3 separate regions of the Homo sapiens genome follow, and all the other regions are linked to region 2. Evidence: chromatin loops called from intact Hi-C (ENCODE). Cell type or tissue: Caco-2. All regions are shown on one strand. Each heading gives the region's core, and the rest is flanking DNA. Links, peaks and the distances in the headings are about the cores only.

Region 1 (7,521 bases), core at 1,785-5,784, 130 kb before region 2:
TTAACCAAAACCACACAGATACTGTGGATGTAGGTTGGAGGGGTAATCTGGAGGCACATGTACCAGATAGAATGAATGATGGATCCAAAAAGAGCAAAACGGGATGGAACAGAGAAGAGGGGTACAGGGGGAGGATTCAGAATCAAGAAGGCTTTGAGACTTACTGGATATGGGGTTGGGTTGAGCAAAAATGAGGAGGTGGTGATGACAACCTAAAAATGTTACCTTATTAAAACATTTGGCCTCTCAGTAGATCTCACACTTGAGTATGCATGAGAATCATTGGAATCCTTGTGAAAAATCTTGATTCCTGGGACATGCCCCAGATTAATAAAGTTGGGGAGAAGGACCAGAAACACATTATGAGCACTCCAGGTGATTCTGATGTAAGTCTACTTTGAAAACTATAGCAGGGTTGGGCACGGTGTATTACACGCCTGTAATCCCAGCACTTTGGGAGGCCGAGGCGGGTGGATCACGAGGTCAGGAGATCAAGACCATCCTGGTTAACATGGTGAAATCCCATCTCTACTAAAAATACAAAAAATTAGCTGGGCGTGGTGGCACATGCCTGTAGTCCCAGCTACTCAGGAGGCTGAGGCAGGAGAACTGCTTGAACCTAGGAGGCGGAGGTTGCAGTGAGCTGAGATCGTGCCACTGCACTCCAGCCTGGGTGACAGAGCAAGACTGTCTCAAAAAAAAAAAAAAAAAAAAAAAAAAAAAAAAAAAAAAAGGGAAACTACAGCAAAAAGTTTTTTCTTTTAATTTTTCCTTTTAAATAATTTGCAAATTACTACTCCCAATGAATAACTAGTAGGTAACTATGCACAATGAAGTGAACAAAAATATTTGATGGTAGCCATGGTAGACTATCTGTATGGTCCATATCTACCAATCTAGAATATGAGTGGTGGAGAAGCGGGACAACGAGGTGATTTCTATGAAAGAGCAGCAGAATTTAAGGGGTTGACATGGGAAGATAAATTAGTAAAGATAGGAAGGAGAGAGCAGCAAGAGAGGAAAGGCGAGGAAGGAGAGGTAGTAACTGTGGGGACTAACTCAGGAAGCTCTGCCCCAAAGAATGCAGGACAGCCACCATAGCACTGATTATAAGTTCTCAGGGCTGCCCTTTCAGACTGCAACATTATCTCCATCTATTTAACTTTTTAAAAATTAAAAATATATAATTCCTGAATAATACAAAGAAACAACATTCAGATTTCCTAATACCATGAGATTTTTCACAGGTTTAGCCAGGAAATCTAATTCGTACAAAGACTAAAGACGTGAATTCTGGGGATGCTACTGATAAGCATATTTAAAGATTATTATTTCTATTAGTTTAAACCATCAAAGCATTTTAAAAAGCCTCTAGAAATACTTTTATGAAAAGTATATGCACCTCTATTTAGAAATAAACATTTTCTTCTAAGATTAAAAACTTGCTCCCAGCTGCATCAATAAACCTGTCATAGTTACATAAGTCTAAGGCAGTAGGCAATTTGGAAACAGCTCACAAATTTCCTTCTTGAGCAATTTCTGATTAGCAAAAGTCTAAAGAGAGCTAGTGGATCAGCCTGCACAAAGCATTTGGAAGTGTGTATTCACATTCACTGATATCAAATGCATTATCCTGGAGGCAAGCTAGTGAAAACATCAGTGGGACTGAAGTGGGTTAAAAAAGAAAAACCTTTCAGAGATAAAAGCATCTTTAAAGTTTTCTGGAAAATTTAGTTACTGTCTATTGTACTTGAAACAAAATGAGAGTTAAAAATATTTCTGCCCCGAATCCCTATGGGACACCCATTACATTATATTGCAAAGTTTTATTGAATGAACTCCCAAGTGAATGTGGGTGGACCCAGATAATGACATCTCTTCATAGGTCACAAGGAGGTGAGAAGCAATTCTTGAATTTCAGAACTTCAGCAAAGTGTAGTCTAAATTGGAGTGGCCCAACACAGCAGGTTTGAGAGTAAATCTAAACAGGTCACCTCCTATACCAGTCTGTAGTTTAAAAATCCCACTAGGGGCAGATGAGTCAATTGCTTGAAACCTCTCATGTGGCTAGTGGTGTTTTGGGCCTTGCTGGAAGGTCTCTGAGTTTTACCTGCCTGATCTTTTTCGGCAGACCTAGAATCTTCCTTTCCCCCCATCTTCCTCCTTCTCCTCCATGTATCCCATCCTGGTGTTGTGACCTGAGTCTACTCTGCTCTCCAGCCAAGGCCCAAACTTCAGGACCTTGACTCTGGGTTCTATTCCTGTGACTGATGTACTTTCCACTACCAAGAGATTGGGTAGGAGTTTGGATAGAGTTTCATATGTATTTGCAATTAGATGTTGTAACAACATGTATTAATAAAACACGCTCTATATAGAAATAAAATGAAGAAGACATGTACATTTTATTATTAGATATTGCATGAGACAGTTAAAAATAATGAGATCCCACAAAAAACATGCTGGCTGAGGTGGCTCACTCTTGTAATCCCAGCACTTTGGGAGGCAAAGGTGGCAGGATCGCTCAAGCCCAGGAGTTTGAGACCAACCTGGGTAACATAGTGAAATCCCATCTCTACAAAAAATAAAAAATTAGCCAGGTGTGGTGGTGCATGCCTGTAGTCCCGGTTACTTGGGAGACTGAGGTTGGAGGATCACTTGAGCCCAGGAGGTCGAGGCTGCAGTGAGCTGTGATTGTACCACTACATTCCAGCCTGGGCAACAGAATGAGACCCTATCTCAAATAAATAAATAAATAAATAAATAAATAAATAAATAAATAAATTTGGCCTATGAATGGCTCTCATGCTTGTTAAAAAAAATAGATTCCTGTGCCTGTAATCCCAGCACTTTGGGAGGCTGAGGTGAGAGGATTGCTTGAGGCCAGGAGTTCAAGGCTGCAGTAAGTCATGATTGCAACATTGCACTCCAGCCTGGGTTATAGAGCAAGACCCTGCCTTGCTCTAAAAAAACAAAAAATAGATTTCTGAGCCCCACCCCCAGATTGGCGACATCAGTGGGGAGAACCAAGAAAGCATTTTTAAGGAGCATGGTAGTGCTTCTTAGGTAAGTCCACTTTGAAAAACGAAGCAAAAAGTGTTCCTTTAATTTTTCCATTTCAATGTTATGTAAATTACTATCCTCAGCTAGTCATTAGTAGATACTATGCACAAGTGAAGAGAACAAAAAAGTGATGCAGTATAGACGGGCTATGTATTTCTCCTTTGTGCCTTGTAAATAACCTCCTTTAGCTACTACATGAGCACAAGCAATGGACAAAGCTTTTTAGGTGGTCTGAGGAAAATCAGGAGTTTTCAACTGGTATATATTATTATAGCAAGGAAAGAGAAAATACATTATTTTTTCTACCCTGGCATTTATGTTTGACTAGGTATTAGCTAAAATAAGCAATTTGTTTTTGGTTGGGGGGTAGAATATAGCTTTTTGATTACCTAGAGTTTGTTCTTTTAGAGATAGACTGCTGGGGAGGTAAGATCTTATCTGTGGTAAAGAATGTATCTGAACAAAGAGCAAAATGAAATTCTAAGTTGTCTCCTAGCTACTGATCTTAGCTGGCATCTGAGAAATTCTGTAAATGACACTGGCCCCCATGCACTGACCCTGATATGCTAGCATGCGGAACATCAAAGGGGTGTGTGCACGCACACTAAAGGGGAAAAAACTCTTAAACCCTAAGGGGTTGAGTTCTATTTTTGAAAAACAACTTTGATGAAAAGCCCATAAAATTACGTAAAACTGGGATCATTTAAAAGTTGGGAAAAACTATCCCTGGTTGTCCTAATTTCAAATAATGACTTTTTTTTTTCATGCTAAACATACAGCCTATGGGATTCTGGGTTTCTGTCCCCCTCCAAATAAAGTAGAAAACAGATTCTCTTACCTTTTTTTTTTTTTTCTTGTTCTTGGCTTCTAAAGCTCTGCTTGTTAAGTGAACTTCTGAGCTTATGAGAAAGATAAAAGCCTTTTTCATGTGAGGTAGAGGGGAAAGTGGTAGGGAACGACCAGGAAAATGTTATTACTAATAACCTGCCCAAATTAGGTAAGCACAGGGGGTGAACGAAAAGATCTGATAATTATTTTTTTCTAAGTAAAAATTTAATGGCTGCAAAGGGAAAGACCAATGAATTGAATGGGCAGTGAGTCTAGCTCCTAACTCGCATTTAAGAAATGTTTTATAATGATGGCGGTTGCCTACGTGAATGCCCGCCCACTGCAAGAATGAAAGTGAATGAAAGTGAATGAAATCCCTTAGAAGACCTTTGATCAGGCGCTATTCCCTGACAGAAGTCAGCTTGCACCGAGAAAGAAACAATCCATCCTGATGAGGGTAGGGTGATGGCTACCAATACTCAATTAGACAAAAGGTGACACCCAGGGGTTTATAATTCTCGAGGCGCCCCAATTAATTTATGTAGCTGCTAGTGTGTGTCAAGCTGAGGTGGGAGTTAAAATTTTTTTAAATGTATTTCTTCTCAATAGTATTCATATTTATTAATGTTCATTTGGTAATGTTATTCCCCTGCAGAGAAAAGGAAACGTGTTCATCTTAGCATTTTTGCCTACTTCCTCTTCCTTTTCTCCTTGTTTTAATTAACAATTGCTCAGTGCCCTGAGGGCTGTCATTAATTAAAAGATTTTTTTAAAAAAAAATCCTTCAGGAATAAGAAGAACTGATATTTTCTTCTTTTTAAACATGAAAGTGGTTTTAAGATTTATTTTGTAGTGAGTTTCTCTCTTTTAATGTTCCTCTCCTTGTGATTACACGTATTTCCAAAAGATTCAGTTGTTTTTATGCAACTATAGGAGTTTTCAATATAGGAAATAAAATCTCTTGATGTTTTATTAATTCATGCTTTCCTTAGGGTTTGGTAAAAGAGCTTTTACACCATGGGAATGATGCTTTAATAGAAAAGAATATAAACATTAGTAACTCTTATAATTGGGAAAATGCACGGTTTGGTAGTTTCTTTTTTCCATTGTTTAAGAAAAAGGTAAAGATGTGCTTGGGAGTAAAAGAATTCACTGATGAAGGCAGATGGAGGAGATAAGTAGTAAGTATGTATGCCTTGAAGCCATCAGGCTGTGACTTACACTATCTAATTACTATTTTGACCACTGATAGAATTTTTTCTCCCTTTAGTCTACGAAAAAACAGATTAAATAAGAGACTATAAAGGGACTAAAATGATTCCAAAGGTGGCTTAATGAAAAAAGAATAAAATGTTCTGCAGTTTTATGGAAGGTTATAAACCTTATGAAGTGAGCCGTTTTCTGATGATAAAATGCTGCTGGAAAGGCGGTCCAGAACCTTCCCCGACACAGGAGAACAGTCTCTTTCAGTACCAAGGTCATCAGGAGAGGCTTACAAATATTTTATCACTGCTCAAATCCCTTTTGTTGCAGTTTCTGAACTCCACTTCTCATGTTAAAATATCAATGCAAACCGTAGGAATTAATTTAAAAAATAATTTGTGTTTGAATTGAATTATAAAAGCCAGTTTGTCTTTATTGAGGCCTCTTGGTGGGAAATCCTTAGTGAATCGGTAGGTTTTTTCTTCAGTTCCTCTTCTCCTTAGCCTTTTTCGGGATGTGATAAACCCACACTCCAACCTTTTTCAGCAACACCAGCAGACACACACTTTTCAGTGCAGTCATTTCTAGTTAATTATCCGTCAACTCCGCTCAGCACATTCCTCTCCTTTTCCAAATGTGGGCCACTGCATGGCTCCCTATTGGCCCACTCTGATCTCCTCTCTCTATAGTCTATTCTTCAAAAACTTTGGCCACAAATGATTATTTGGTCAACGCTGTGGCAAATAATCCTAAATACAAATAATTAATCCTGAATTTGTGCACTTCTTGACCTTTTGATTTAAAATACCTTTAAAATCATGAAAGCAAGGCTGGGCGTGGTGGCTCACGCCTATAATCCCAGCACCTTGGGAGGCCGAGGTGGGCAGATCACTTGAGGTCAGCAGTTTGAGACCAGCCTGACCAACGTGGTGAAACCCCATCTCTACTAAAAATACAAAAAAAAAAAAAAAAAAAAAAAAAGCCAGGTGTGGTGGTGTGCACCTGTGATCCCAGCGACTCAGGAGGCTGAGACAGGAGAATCACTTGAACCTGGGAGGCGGAGGTTGCAGTGATATGAGATCATGCCACTGCACTCCAGCCTGGGTGACAGAGCTAGACTCTGTCTCAAAAAAAAAAAAAGTTATGTTTACACTATACTATAGTCTAAAAGTGTGCAATAGCATTATATCTAAAAAAGCAATATATAGACCTTAATGAAAATGCATTATTGCTAAAAATGCCAATGATCATCTGTGCCTTCAGTAAGTCACAATCTTTTAGCTGGTGGAGATCTTGCTTCGATGAGTCCCTGTCACCCAGGCTGGAGTGCAGTGGCGCGATCTCGGCTCACTGCAACCTCCTCCTCCTGGGCTCAAGTGATTCTTCTCCTGAGTAGCTGGGACTACAGGCATGCGCCACCACGCCCAGCTAATTTTTCTATTTTTGTAGAGATGAGGTTTCACCATGTTGGCCAGGCTAGTCTTGAACTCCTGACTTCAAGTGATCCATACGCCTCAGCCTCCCAAAGTGCTGGGATTATAGGCATGAGCCACTGCGCCCGGCCGACAATTTCTTAAAGTAAGACAGCAATGAAGTTGCTGCATTGATGGACTCTTCCTTTCACAGAAGATCTCTCTGTAGCATCTGATGCTGTTTGATAGCATTTTACTCACGATAGAACTTCTCTTGAAATTGGAGTCAATCTTCTGAAACCTTGCTCCTGCTTTTAAACTAAGTTTATGGAATGTTCTAAATACTTTGTTGTCATCTCAACAATGTTCACAGCATCTTCACCAAGAGTAGATTCCATCTCAAGAAAACACTTTCTGGCCAGGCATGGTAGCTCACAGCTGTTATCCCAGCACTTTGGGAGGCTGAGGCAGGAGGATCACTTGAGCCCAGGAGTTCACGTCCAGACTGGGCAACATGGTGAAACCCCCGTCTCTACAAAAAAATACAAAAATTAGCTGGGTGTGGTGGCACGTGCCTGTACCAGTTACTCAGGAGGCTGAGGTGGAAGGATCACCTGAGCCTGGGGAAGTTGAGGCTGCAGTGAGTTGTGATCACACCATTGCACTCCAGCCTGGGTGACAGAGTGAGACACTGTCTTAAAAAAACAAAACAAAACCAAAAAACACTTTCTTTGCTCTTCCATAAGAAACAATTTATCCATTCAAGTTCGATCGTGAGATTGCAGCAACTCAGTCTTGTCTTTAGACTCCACTTCTAATTCTAGTTCTCTTGCTGTTTCCACCACATCTGCAGTTACTTCCTCCAGTGAAGTCTTGACCCCTCAAAGTCATCCAGGAGGGTTGGTATCAACTTCTTCCAAATTCCTGTCAATGTTGATATTTTGACCTTCTTTCATAAATCACAAATGTTCTTAATGGCATCTGGAATGATAAATCCTTTCCAGAAGGTTTTCAA
Region 2 (7,521 bases), core at 1,899-5,898:
CAAAGAATAAACACAACCATCAGTCTAGTTCAAGGTAGACTACAGGAGAGAGAAAAAGAGAAATTTTAACGAAGCCCCTTAGTTCAGGGCAAGGCATCAGGCTTCCCCTTTACCTGCCCAGCGGCTGTAGGAGGCTGAGGGCCCTGGGTGTTCTGAATGCTTGCTCCGAACAAACAAGAAAGGTCTAATCTTCCTGTGGAGCCAGCATGTTCAACAAGCGACCAAAGCAAACTCAGGTGAAGACATTCTTCCGGCTACCTCTCCGCCCCATCATCTCCAAATCAAACGCTTCTTTCTTGTGCGTGCTTCTCCAGAGAGCAGTGCAGCCAGCAGACAGAGACCAGGATTTCTTACACAGCCACTGCTGGATACTGGGCGAAGTCAGCCTCACAGAGAATCTATGTTATCCTGTGCTGACTGTGTCAATGTGCTTTTCTTAGTCTGTATCACTTAAATAACCTCTACTGACATCAAGATGTCTAATTTGTAGTCAATCAGCCACTTCCCTGGTTGTAGATGAAATCGGTCTACATATTCCCACTTGCTACAGGTTGGCGTCACATAGAAATAAGCATCCTCCTCTCATCTATGGGTCGGGGACAGGGCAAAAAGTTCTCATCATTCAATCCCTTATTGCCAAAAGCCTCAAACACCATTCTTTGCTCTCAGCTTCTGCCCTTTGAGCACGAAGATGAGATCTACCCCAAGTCTCCTCTGTTGACTTCCAAGCAGTCACTTGAAAGAAGCCTTATCTTAATTAAGTCAAAACCCCTAGTTGTCCTTGACCAGGCTATGCCAAAAGCACACTGTTAGGCTAGCTTGTCCTTTAGTGTAACCTGCCTTGAAAGAGGAAGCTGTTTAGAGGTCCAGAGAATACCCTTCCTTGTCTCTAAGATTGACTTAAGATTGTTTTAGAATTGATCGGAACGAGAACACAAAGCTGTAGAATCATACTATGCTCCATTTGGAGAAAGTTGGAAAGCTTTCAGAAGTGTTGATTTGAAGAAGAAAACATCTTTGGGTGCAAATATTTAAATATAACACTTTTTTTCTAAGTGATTTATAGTTCTTAGCCTTTCATTGAATTATTATTTCCATTTTATAAATGAAGAACTTGAGGCCTACTTTCTTCTATATTGGCACTACTGGGTTGGGAATGTGCCCGTTGGCACTGTGGGAAGACTGGCAGCTGCCACTTCAATCTGGTGGTAGGCTCTGGAAGACTCAGCCTTCGGGCCTCCAGTTCCACTCTTGGTTGGCTAAAGAATTATCCAACGAATCTTCCTCTTTCTCTGTCCTGAACCTTCCCTTCTAACAGTATAGGTTTTCAGAAATCTGATACTCAGTCCAAAAGAGCATCCTTTTGGAGGAGAATCAAGGCGTTAGACACCACGATTTGAGCCACTGGAATGACAGCCAATTGACAATTTCTAGAGATTTTGTGAGCTGCTTGACATCAGATTGGTAGTTGAAAATTGGCTACTTTGAAAATATTTACACCACAGGTATCAGCAAATGCTACAAATTGGATCTTCCTTCTTATCCCAGGATCCAGCTGTTCAACAGTTAATAGCACACCACTGAACAGAAATACAGCAAATGAGATAAGAAAGGCCAAAAATGGAGAGTCTCCATCCCTAGATGCTCGGAACCACATCTATCTGAGGAAAAACCAGAAAATTCCTTTACAAGCCAATAAACAAAAAAAAGCAGATGTGACCAGATTGGTCCATTTTTAATTCTCGGCATCATGGTGCATTTTAGGCTTATTTTTAAAATTTTTACAAAAGTAGTAAATGAATATATTCTCATTGCAAAAATCATTGAAATAATATAGAAGTATATGGAGTAAAAAAAAAAATCCCTTTCCATCACCTTCCCATTTACACTGCACTTCCCAGAGAGTTCCTCGTCAGTTGTGTGTACCCTTCCAGTTTTTATTCTATGCACCCTACAAGCACATGCACACACACATCCACATATTTATATGCACTCCTCTGCATTTTGTACTCTTATAAAATCTAGTCTGGTGAAGGTATTCAAAGACGCTGTTCCAACCTACAATCACCAAACCTCTTCCCATTAACTGAAGCTCATTCTCATTTGAGCAGAGATGATTTCTGCTCACTGCACATTTACTCTATTACCATTAATGCTTAAGGACACGCTTGAAAAATTCTGAAATATGTGATAAACTGGTATATTTTTGGTTCCACGATAAAATGCCCACTTCAATGCTGTCTATAGACCTCCCCATCATTCCAAACATAAATTAGCAACAAATCACTTGAAGAAAATATAATGACAGAGATAATAGGCTTCATATGTAAAAATCAATTATTATGAAACATTTGGGGGCTACTTTATATAAATGCCTCATAAAATTGGTTTTATTTATTGATATTTCAGGAAAACAACTATGTATTTGAGATGCCAATTATATTGTTGAAAAATATTATTAATTGCCTGGTGTAAAATAGGATCATCATCTCACATGATATAAATCATGGAAAGTATTTTAAAAACTGTAAAGTGCTACACAAATAGTAGCTACTGATGGCCTGCATAAAACAGATAGTTGTTCTTTCTTTTTTTGCATATATTATTAAATGGGCTGTATATCGAGCGTGCATTCCTTATGCTTTGCCATGTTTCACACGATTTTCTCCATGTAAATGTTTATTCCTAACTCAGCGAGCAATTGTTGTGCATTATGCATAAGCCTTCAACTTTCAATATTCAGATAACTTAGAATTTCTATATATAATTTAAATTCCCTTCAGACAAATGACTCTCAATACATTTCAGTTAAATACTGCTAATTCTCAGGTTATTCAGGATAGGAAGAGTGGGCTTGGCAAGAACAATTCAAAATAGCTGATAATGCCCATGCATTTTTCAGGATGTGCCACATCTGTCCCGTGTGGATCTGAATAATCAAGCATTATGTTAAGACTGATTATTTCCCCTGTGGCCATGTGAAGTCCCCTGGCAGACACACATCTTCCATTTCCTCCTCGGTGTTCTGTGTTTGGCTTAGCACAATCCACTAAACACTATTAAATGAATAACTGTGAAGGTAATAAAAACAATAACCAAACCATTAAATGTACTGAAGTCCATTCAAACATGTAGGGTCACTTGACATTTCTTTTATTCAAAGGCTATTTCCTAAATGTCCCAGTGACCATTGAGCATTTGTTTCACATCCTCATGCTGCTAGTGGCATCTACATTTAATGTCAAAATAGCCACCTACTCTTCAAATAGAGCGACCGCTGTAGCTCCAAATCTTATAGCCTTAGGAAATGGATGCAAGCATTGATTTGATAGACTGAAGTTTGTGCTTTTCCCCCTGTTAAATAAGCTCACCCTTTGGTAGCAGGCACTTAAGGGATTCCCCAAATATTTGCACACATTTCTGTCAGATAGCATCACCGTCACCACATGATTTAAACAAGCATGTATTCATCACACTTAAACCAGATGTCATCTGAGTAGATGAGAAATGAATCATTTGCTCCTGAGAGCTTGTTTATTTCTGGCAACACTTTCCAGCAGGGATTGTATAAATGAACAAAACAATTTTCTCATATCTCGATATGAGGATGAAAGTCCAAATACTACAGGAATAAGCTTTCCTCCAAGGTGGTGTTCCTTCAAAACAGACTGTCTTTTCCCTACAAAAAAGGGACGTGTGACTTCCAGTCTTGGGGATGGAATCTCTCTTTGTGGCCACCTCCAACATAAAGAATCATTTCCATTGATTAAAGAGTAGCTTCCACCAACCAAAATGTGCCAGGAATGGTGGGCTCAGCATTTTGTTAACTTATCTCATTTAATCCTCCCGACAACTTTGGAACAGGTATCTCCTCTCCATTTTACAGCTGAGGACACAAAGCTATAGAGAGAAGCTGAGTAAATTGCTCACGGATTTCCAAGGATTAAGTATGAGACAAATCAGTGGTTCACGCCAGGGCTTTTGACTTCAAAGCCTGTGCTACACTGCTTGAAGTCTCAGATTCTGGGCTGATAACCTTTTGGAGCCTCCTGTTCCTTATTTGTCGGATTAGGGAGTTGGGCAATAGAATAACTAAGAGTCTCTCCAGTTTTAGAATTCTAAAAAAAATGTGAGCACTTCCCACCATATAAAACAGTTTATATCACATTTTTGGTCAGTTTGCACACATTCGTAACCTACATCTTATAAATATGCAGGAGGTTAGCCTGTCAATAAATAAAATACATCCTGGTGGTTTTCCAGTTTGATTACAATTCTTAGACAAGAAAACAGATGGCAACAGCCTTTGTAGCGCAAAACCTTGGGAATCAAAAAAATTTGTAAATTTCATTTTCTGAGTAAGTTAGGCCAAATGATCAGGGGAACACTATGTGGTTCTAAGTGCCATGGAGAATTATCACTAGGGTTACTTTACAGTTCCTGAGGCAACTGAATGGCTTAAAATAATGACTCTTCTAATAATGAGGATAGAACAAGAAAAGAGAGATGGTGAACAAATGATTGGTGAGGACTGCCATTCTGCAATATTAAGGTCTTCTTGATAAATCCTATAGATTCAGGCTAGCTCCCAGGTCAGAAGGTCATGATTCAGTGGCCAGAGGAACTGCGGTGTCAACTTTAAATGATATCTCTCCCTGCTACGGACCTGGGAAGAGGTGGCATTTAAAGAAAAATATAAAATATCACTGATGCCCTATATGCTTATATCATCACCTGCTTCTTTCCTTTGAGGGTGAGGATGTAAAGATCAGAGGACCTAATCCATATAGAGTTGGCTGGCAAATGAAAGACCTTCCAAGAGCCACACTAGCGATAAGGAAAATGTGTGTCCCTTTCAGAAGCTGTTGCAATCTAATTTATTTCCTCCCCATGATGTGCCATAGATTTTAGAGTGCTCTTCTTTTTTCATATTCAACTAAGAATGTCCTCCTCCTCAATTTTGAAGATATCTCCCTATGGGATAAATTGCTGTTGATCAGAAAAAGTTTTCTAAAAGTTAATATAATGTTACAGAGTACATATGAACAGAGGCTGTGAAGGTAGCATTTATGTCAGGGTGGTAAGATTATAGGAGAATTTATTTCATGTTTTATATTTCCATTGATATGGCAATAATATTGTTTTAATCATATATGCAGATGTTGAGGTGGGAAAAGCTAACATGATTAATGTAAGTTGATTGGTAACAACATAACTCCCACACGTGGCTCGCCACAAGCAAAAAGTAAGTCCCTATTCTGTGTGCTCTCTGGGATCACCCATGGGAAGGATCTGAATTTCTGACAGTCTTAAATGTGACAGCAGCCTTTTAGCATGTAGACGAGTGCAGTAATTTGGCAGCAAACTCAAGACTCATGCTCACCAGACTGGTAGATCAGAAATAAATCACAGATGTCACACATGTTCTCTTAGAAGGGAGAGAATTGATAAGGTGCCAAATCCCATCACACCCACGCCGTTCTTGTTCCAATTGATAGAACCTCTCACCCTTGAAATTCTGACAAGTACTATTAGGGAAAGAGACTCTAACTCATATCTCTTCCTGACTCTTTATCCATCTTTCCAAAGAGTGTCTATCTGAGCTCAGTCTCAGGCTCATTTAATTATGACATCTGAATCAATACTTCATGCTAGCCCCAGACTGCACTGGCCTGCTTGGCAGTTTCCAATATCCAAGACAGCCCTTCTAAAAATGTTCACCTTCTTATTTGAAAATAAGGTACCTGCCTTGCCATTGGGTTTCTTTATTTATTTTTAATTTTGAAATCAGTCATTACTTATAGGCCTTGCAAGATTTAACATATGTTTCCAAAAGCAAATATGGCATTTTCTGAACTCAGATTCGCTTTCTGCCTCTGAAATGCTAAGCCAGAGACCACAGAAATGGAAATGAAACTAACACCAATTTAAATAAATTACAAGCTGACAACAATCTGCCTCAGTGATGTTTTAAATGAAATGTATTAACTGCAAAAATATCAGAATGCCTTGGGCTATCTTAAGAGACTCCATTTTGACACTGGGGTAGGTTTTTAGATATCTACATATAAAGGAACATAACATGAGGGAGGTTTAGAAATAAAAAAGGTTGCTCAATAATGGTTTGTTCTTAGTCTGTTCTGTCTGCTATAAAAAATACCATAAACTATGTAGCTCATGAACAGTAGATTTATTTCTCATAGCTCTGGAGGCTGGGAAGTCCAAAATCAAGGCAGATTCAGTATCTGGTGAGCTCTCACTTACTGTTTCGTAAACAGTCATCGTTTTCACTATGTCTTTACATGGCAGAAGGGGCAAGGAGGTCTCCTTTATAAGAGAATTAATCCCATTAATAAGGGCTCTATCTTCATGACCTAAACACCTTCCAAAGACCCCATCTCCCAATACCATCACTTTGGGTATTAGGATTTCAATATATGAATTTCAACTTATGAATAAGATCAATTTATCTACTCATATTTATTGCACCAATCAGGTTCCAAATCTAGCATATTATGCTGAGGTCAGAATGTCTGTACATTCTGTATTCAAAGAACAGCTGTGGTTATGCTCTTAGAGCATAGGTACTGGCCTAGAATCAGAACACTTAAGAGTTGTCCTTGATCATCAAATCTGCAAGCTTAATGCAAATCACCTGGAGTCTCAATTTCCTTGTCCATCAAATATTCAGAGGGAGAGAGATCCTAGGATGTTGAACCTTTAAGTTGGAAAAGTCTGTGATTATAAGAACATCTCAACGGTGCATGCTTAGCCCTTAAAATGTTCATCAAGGAATTTTGGTCCTTTCTATATGTCTAGGCCTCTAGGTGGCTCCAAGCTACAGGCTTATATGTGTATATAAGGTAAAGTCCTATACATGTCTCTAAGGTATAGGCCCCTAGAAGTCTATGTACATGGTTATAGATCTATATATATCTATCAAAGATCAGCTTCTAAGGGCCTAAAAGCTGCAAGCCAATATGTGTCCATAAAGTGTAGGCCTAGGTATGTCTACAATGTTTAGACCTAGGTGTGGCTATAAGGTATGAGGTAATGCTTGTCTGTAAGGTTTAGGTTCATATAAGTCTCAAATGTCTTGATAATGTCCCAAAGGGAGTCGAGGAATTAGTTAAATTACCTTGATAAGATTTTATCTAGTTTTTGGACTAAAGATAAACTCTACAATTATACTATGAGGAATAAAAAAGACAGGAACAAACAATCATGCACATACATATACATATATAAAATTATTTCTTGGAAATATAAGGAAGAAGTCTGTACAAAATACAGATTTAATAATAAGTAAGTTCTTTTCATTGTTGGGAATTGAAAAGGAAAACATATAAAATCTTTTTAATGAAGCTTTGTAAGCTGTTAAATCAAAATCAATGGTTTGGTGACTGTTTTTAATGCTCCTAACAAAAAGAAAAAAAAACTCTTTATATCTTTCCCCTGTTAGCACTTAGTCTTACTGCCACTGGCAGGACTTAAATTCTTTAAGCTTAGCCTTGTCCTAAA
Region 3 (7,521 bases), core at 1,785-5,784, 260 kb after region 2:
ACTTTATGTTCTTTTAGGGCTGTTTTATTTTACTGTTAAGTGGAGTCAGTTAATTCCACAAATGCACAGAAGTAAAAATACAGACCTGTTTTGAGAAGAAGTTCTAAAAACACATCTCAATACATATTTCTTCATAATTTATAGGAAGGGAGGGATGAGGAAGGGACAAGAGGAGAGGAAAGAACAGAAGAGGAAGGAGATGAAAGGGGAGGCAAGGGAAGAGTAAGGGAGGAGAGAAGAGGGGAAAACTGACTACAGCTTACCCTTGTCTCACCCTTTTCTTTGTCATACATACTACTTTTGCTTGGAAAGATAAAGAAATAGCACTGAATTTGGGTGACAGTTCTGTTCAGCTTCTACCCCATACTCTGTGTACAAGCCACCAAATATTATATCACCCTTGGGCCCTAGTTTCCCCCAAACACTCTTGGATAGACACTATGATCTCTTCTACCATTTAACTTTTTCCTGCTCCTACAGCTTATGCATGAGATTTCATGATACAGGGTCATTCCCTTTCCAGATGATGTTGGCTGACCCAGCTCTGCTGCCGCTTGCTTGCAATTCTCAGGCAGAATTTACCAAGAATGCAACATCCTAAGATAATGAGGAGGTATCCAGAACAACCCAGGTTATGTCCTCATTCTTCTTAGAACAAGATGTAGATGTTTTACAGCACTCGACTCGGCAAACCAAGTGGAACCCAGGGTATATAAATCAAGGGTATATACATTCAGGGTCCCAGAGCTGTAGTTTGAGTGTTGTCTCAGTGAACTCATGCAACTGTTAGAGAACCTTTGCATCCTTTGTTTTCTTCAAACATAGCAGAACAATTTTTAAATGTCAAAGTTGTATGTCAGGAAAGCTTGTGAGTTCTCTAAAAGACCAAGGATAGCAGAGTTTGCAAAACGCAGTCAACAAACAGGTATTGCTTTAAGAAGTGATGAGATTATCAAACACAAACATTCTTTCCTTTAAGTAGCAACATGCTTGACATCACAAGCTCTGGACCATGACTCAGGAGGTCTGATCTTTTGTTTCATTTTTGCTGTCAATTTACTGCTTGACTTTGAGAAAAAAATGCTTTGCATTCCCGATGGTTTGAATAATAGTTTATAAAAATGGATCATAATCACTAATAGGAACCAATAAACTGCTCCAATCCTTTTTGTATGAGTAGGATTATTTTAGTCTGCTATAACAAAATATCATAGACTTGGTGGCTTAAACAACAGACTTTTTTTTTTTTTTATAGTTCCAGAGGCTGGGAAGTCTAAGCCAGCAGATTTGGTGTCTGGTAAGGGCCCACTTCTTGGTTTGTAGACAGCCACCTTGCCTTTTCATTGTGTGCTCCCATAGCCTTTCCATGGCACATGCTTCTGCAGAGGGAGATGTCCCTCCCTTTCTGTTCTTAAAAGGGCACTAATCCCATCAAAAGAGTGCCACCCTCAAGATGCTATCTCAACTTATTTGTCTCCCAAAGGCCCCACCTCCAAATACAAGAACATTGAGGGTTAGGCCTTCAACACATGAATTTAGGGAAGAGGGAGAAGCAAACATTCAGCCCATAACATGAGTGGAGCGGAAAAAACATGGAGCTAGGTGACTTTAAGTGAATTACTGTAAGTCTCTGGGGATTAATTTCTCATCTGTAAAATGAGGAAAACTGGATGACAATTTTAACATCCATGTCTGTTTTAAAAGTCTAGAACACAAATAATATTCCTGGAAAAAAATAAATTGTTGTTTTTCTATATCCATTTGATGCTAGTATGTGTGAGTGGTGGCACAGAAGTGGGAGGTTAACTTTGTAAAGCTAAAACTCCAGAATGGCTTTCAAAATATAATTGAGTTGCTTGGCTGAAACTTTACATGCAGAATCAAAGTACACTTAGAAAATATAAAATATAGAAGATAGTATTGTGCTTTAGCTAGCTATAAAGGCCACAAAATATTATGCATTTTAATAACTATTATTTTTAAAAATTCTTATAGTTTCCAATCTCTAACTGATCAGACGAGAGACATTTTCTTCAAAAATTTCTTTATCTCCCCTGTAATGTCTCTTGGATTTCTGTAAGAAAATGCTCATTTCTTTGTCCCAAGGTACTGAAGATACATCTTAGCTTAAAAGATGGTTGGTGCAGACCTCTGAGTGGGCCCCTGGTGTTTATGTAAATAGGGCTTTCGATTGGCAAGCAATTAGCCATTCATGACATTTGACACTGTTACTAATGTCATCAGAGTATCTAATTAAGTGTACTTACGCACATGACACTCCATGATGTAAGGAACTCACAACACAAACATATTTCCCGGTTTCTGGATACCACAAACTTAATACTTCAGCTGAAATTCATTACAATCTGATTACAAATTCAGCAATGACCCCTTTGAAGAATGCAAACCACTATTTTCCAAGAAATTTAATTTGGCATTCCTAGCCTTTTCTTTACTCTCTGCAATATTTTCTACATCCTCAATTAAATGAATCAGCTCTGCTACAGCCACCGTTTATAGTGATTAACAAAAATAGGCCAGTGGGTTTGTTTTGAGCTTCTTTCTATTTCAGCCTAAAGTGCAGGAATCTTGGCTAATGAGAAGCAGCTGAGAATTAGAGCGGCCTGGCTTGATCAAGACTGTGGTGAATACACCAGGTGATTATATGACATCTTTATCTGTCCCATGATATGGCTAGAAATGGGACAGGGAGCACAGGGTCAGGTTGGGGGATCAGGCAGATCTGCATTCAAATCCCAGTCCCACAACCTACGAGCTGTGAAACCCCTGACAATGGGCTGAACTCTCCGAGGCCCACTTTCCTCATCTGTAATTAGAGATAATAATTCCTGCTTCAAAGAGCTGTCATGAAGATTTAATGAAAGAGACTGGTAGGATAAATAATAAGTTCTCCATTAATACCAATTCCTTCTCTCTACAACACCCTCCCACTTCTGATACTTTCCATTGCCCCCTTCCTTCCCTTCCTTCCTTCCTTCTTTTCCTTCCTTCTTTCATTTTCCTTCCCTCCTTCCTTATTTCCTTCCTTCCTTTATTTTCCTTCCCTCCCTCCCTCCTCCCCACCTTCTTTCCTTCCTTCATCACACATATTCTTTTATAATTTGACACTAGCTAGGTAGTGTATATATAACAGGCACAAGACACTGTTTCTCCCTTCAAAGTACTTACTATCCGGTGCAGGAGACAAGTAACAAGTATAGTAGTCCCCCTTATCCAGGGGGGATACATTCCAAGACCCCCAGTGGATGTCTGAAACCATGGAGAGTACTGAACCCCATATATACTGTCTTTTCCTATATAAAACATACCTATGATAAAGTTTAATTAATAATTTAGGCACAGCAAGAGGTTAACAATGATAAAATAGAACAACTAACAATTATAGCAATATGCCAGCATCATTACTCCTGCACTTTGGGGCCATTATTAAACAAAATAAGGGTTCTTTGGGCACCAGCACTGTGATGCTGCCACAGTCAATCTGATAACCGTAACGGAGTGGGCCACCAAGTAACTAACAAGCAGGGAGTGTCTACAGTGTGGCCATGCTGGACAAAGGCACGATTCACATCTTGGGTGAGATGGGGCCAGACAGGGTTAGATTTCACCACATTTCTCAAAATGGCATGCAATTGAAAACTTATGAACTATTTATTTCCAAAATTTTCCATTGAATATTTTTGGACCACAGTTAACCATAGGCAACTAAAACCTCAGAGAGTGAGCCCAAGAATAAGGGCGGGGTAAGTGTACTTTCAATACAGTAATACATACGGGGTGGGTAGGAGGAGCACATGGAAGTAACATTCAACCCAGTCTCATAGCAGGGAAAGTCTAGATTGAGCTGATGGAGAGCAGTAGGTGGCTAGATCAAGAAATCTAGATGTCAGAGAGCTTGTTCACAACAGGAACATCACATGCAAAGGCCCGGAGGCATGAGAAAGCCTGCAACTGCAGGTATTTCTGACTGACTGACAACAGGCACAAAAAGGTAGTTGCAGGAAATGAATTTGGAGGTAGACAGAGGCCTGATCGTAAAGCACTTTGTAGACCTCACTGAGGGATTGAAACTTTATATGGAGGGTAATCAGGGGTGACTGCACAGTTTTAGGCAGAAGCGGCAAGACACAATTGTGCTTTAGAAGTATGGTGGAGGAGGTATAGCAGTTAAGATAGCGAGGCCACAAATGAAGCCTTTGAAGTCCTCCAGAGAAAAGATGATGGGTACCAGAAGGGGAGTAGTTAGAATTTTTATTATCTCCTCTTGGAACTGAGAACAGCCTCAGGAACTTCTGAGAACTTTTGAGCTAATCAAATAAGCTTATCACTTTTTCCACTGTGCTGGGTGTTAACAGTTTATAAGCACGAGTGAATACCTGCTGTTATCACTTGTGTATTTCCTTTGTGACTCATGGTATTTAAGCTACAGTTAGGTCCAGCTAATGACTGCTGTGGAGTCACCTCTCTGGGTGGTGACCAATGTCTTCTTTCTGTGCCAGGAGAGCACTCTTTACAGAATTATCTTAAAACCAAACCAAAGCAAAACAAAACCCTGATTAGCCTTCTAAAGAATCAATTTGATTATGGTTTAATTTTATGTTTGTGTGGAGAGGGAGAATAGTTCACAAAATAAAACTCCCCCACCTACATGACCTTCCCTAACTGCTGCTATGACTTCGGAAGAACTATTAGTGTTTAACAAAACATGTTGCATCAAAGTAGCTGAAGGGCAGAGTAGTTAGAGAATCCTAATATCTTAAGAGATTTGCCAATCCTGACATTTTTATAAGAAATCCAGGCACCTAAGAAATTACTCAAAATTATAATTTTACCAAACTTCAAATTAGAAAGAATTATTCTTCAAAGGTACAAAATAGGAAAATAATACTTATTTATCTTGAAGAATAGCTTGCAAATAAAAGAACTTTCTTTAAGTTAAAAAGGGTAACTTGGCATGTAAAGCTGATATTTAAAAAAATGTTCCCTAGATCCACATAAATACAGCCACCGCTGATTATTCAGAGAGGAGTATGAGTGAATAGCAGGAGGCAACATTTTAACACTGGCAATTTTTAAAATTATTTGGGCTTGCACTATTTCTTTGCCAGAAAGCAATGAAGTGCGAAACCAATCCAACAAAACCAGACAGACTGGGACACCACTGCTTACATATTTTTACCAAGCATTCAACTTGCAGACACCATCTGAACCCTATGGTTCAAAATCATAAATCCTTCTGTGAGGCTCATTTGTTATTATTTGGGCTCATTTATCATCCCCAAAAGACAACCACAAAGAAAAACACAATTGGATACAGTCGATCCATAAATGCTCTTATGTTTGCAGGGGGCCTAATTTAAATAAAAAGAAACTTACCTGAATTTCCTTCCAAACCTAACTTCCACATCTACCCAGGCTTTAAGGATTCAAATATATTTCTAGAAATATTTCCACTTCTGTTCCCTTCTCTAGCTCTGATCATTTTATCAAGCTCCCATTTGCTGAGTGTCTTTATGCACCATAAGCTCTTCACAGTGTCTGATCTATTTACAACTGGAGTGTAAGGTAAGTTGTATTCATTTGCAAGGGCTGCCATAACACAGTACCACAGACTGGGTGGCTTAAACAACAGAGATTTCTCATAGTGAAAGGAGAGGCTGGAAGTACAGAATCAAGGTGTCAACAGGGTTGGTCCCTTCTGAGGGTTGTGAGGGAAGGAACAGCTCCAGGCCTCACTCCTTGGCTCGCGGATGGCCGTCTTTTTCCTGTATCTTTATGATGTCTTCCTTCTGTCTATGTTTGTGTCTAAATGTCCTCTTCTTCTGAGGACATGAGTCATATTGTATTAGGGCCCACCTGGCTGACCTGATTTTAACTTAAGTACCCTCCATAAAGACCATATCTGCAAATACAGTCACATTCTGAGGTTCTGGGGTTAGGATTTCAATGTATGAATTTGGGAAAGGAGATCTGGCACAATTCAGCCCATAACACAGGTATAATAGCCTCACCTTACAGGTGAGGAAATTTGGGTTTGGAAAGTCGGAGGCCAGAAAGATGGTAAGTTGTGAAGTGAATATTCTGGATCTTTTTGATTGCAAAGAGCTCCTACTCCCCACCCTAAATTGCTCCCTAACCTTAACCCCACCCCATATCATATCTCAACCCCCTCATCCCCAGCCTCATCAGTGGTATTACTGATGAAGCAATCCAGAAAAATACTTTTCCACCAGAGGCAAGGAGAAAGGTAAACAAAAGCACACTGAATGCTTTTCTTCAGTATCTGTTTAGTATGGGGTGGTAATAAGCATCTTAGTCACAGAATGTAAGAAAACTTGACCCTGCAATCTAGGAGCTTTCAATTAATGACAGACCACACCAATGCAAACAAGTTCAAAGGACAGATGCTAAACTCTGAATGAATGTCTCTAGTAACTAAATAATGAAAATTTTACATTAAACACAAGCAAAGAGATAAGCAGGGCTGGGAGGAAGTTGAGGGTGTTTCCTATTTAGATCAGGCTGGTCTGAAGGAAATCTTCATCTCTCTTCCTGTGGGAAGGGTTTCAGGAGCCTCAGAGAACCACTCAGTTTTTCATTAATTCATTACTTTAACACCATTGCAGCCTTTCAACATTTTGTTCACCTTCACTGTCAGCAACATATTACTATTACAAACTCTGTAAACATGCTTCTGAACAAAATGGTGTATTCACAAAAAATTTTAATTACTTAAGTCATAAAAAATCAGTCTAGCATCAACTCTTCTGAAAGTTTGGTTCTATATTAAAACATAAAAATTAGCTGAAGAGACATCTTGCTAAGCTTCTCAGTCACTGAAGAGCAAGTCAAGAAGTCCACAATATTCTTACCAATATATAAACACTGGAAAATGTTCCTTCTAAGCATGATAAGGATGTGAACAACAGCACCTCTCTAATGACTAAAACTTCTGTTCCTCAAAAAACACATCATTAGCCAACAACTTTCTGGCAGAAGTTGCCTTTAATTGGCATTTGTACATAACCAAGTGTTAGTCTGTATTTACACCGTAAGTTAATTTGGACAAAATTAAAAGCTAATTGATCACATATCTCAACCTCAGTCATAAATAGTGTGGGCCCAAAATATCAGTCTCCCCATGGATTTATGCAGACGATTTATGGGGAACCAGAGGAAGGCCATTTTTCAGCATTGTCCCAATGAGTGAATTAATTAGAGAAACATTAATTTTAGCTTCTATTTTAGGGACAATGAATTTAAATACAGCCACACCTTGGTATACACAGGAGATGGGTTGCAAGACTCCCTGCATATAGCAAAATCCACGCATACTCAAGTCCTGCAGTTAGCCCTGTAGAGCCAAGTACCAGAAAAGTCAGGCTTCACATCCCCAAGAATTCTGTATTTTCAATCCATGTTTAGAATAAGTGGACTCTCACAGTTCAAACCTGTGTTGTACAAAAGTCAACTATACTGTTTTTCCTCTTTCCTTCATAA

What was found. Hi-C counts contacts between places; a loop is a spot of excess contacts. Peaks named below come from ENCODE experiments on the same cell type or tissue, not always from the same donor. Only the 100,000 strongest peaks of a DNase experiment are listed, where the experiment ranks them.
Region 1: it touches region 2 in a loop (14-fold over the local background); 1 of 110 quality-filtered maps calls a loop at or near these places.
Region 3: a loop joins it to region 2, with 9 times the contacts of the local background. A loop is called at or near these places in 1 of 110 quality-filtered maps.

The regions. Positions count from the first base shown.
Region 1 is chr6:148,100,407-148,107,927 of GRCh38, reverse strand. No RefSeq gene overlaps it. Among named protein-coding and RNA genes, the nearest start is that of SASH1, 240 kb to the left of the region's middle. In Caco-2, for the core only: no CTCF peak of the experiment used is centred there; DNase peaks (open chromatin) are centred at 3,627 and 4,297; H3K4me3 peaks cover 504 bases.
Region 2 is chr6:147,970,484-147,978,004 of GRCh38, reverse strand. No RefSeq gene overlaps it. Among named protein-coding and RNA genes, the nearest start is that of SASH1, 370 kb to the left of the region's middle. In Caco-2, for the core only: no CTCF peak of the experiment used is centred there; a DNase peak (open chromatin) is centred at 3,994.
Region 3 is chr6:147,706,539-147,714,059 of GRCh38, reverse strand. It overlaps a transcript of SAMD5 not described here. Among named protein-coding and RNA genes, the nearest start is that of SAMD5, 200 kb to the right of the region's middle. In Caco-2, for the core only: no CTCF peak of the experiment used is centred there; DNase peaks (open chromatin) are centred at 4,149 and 4,449.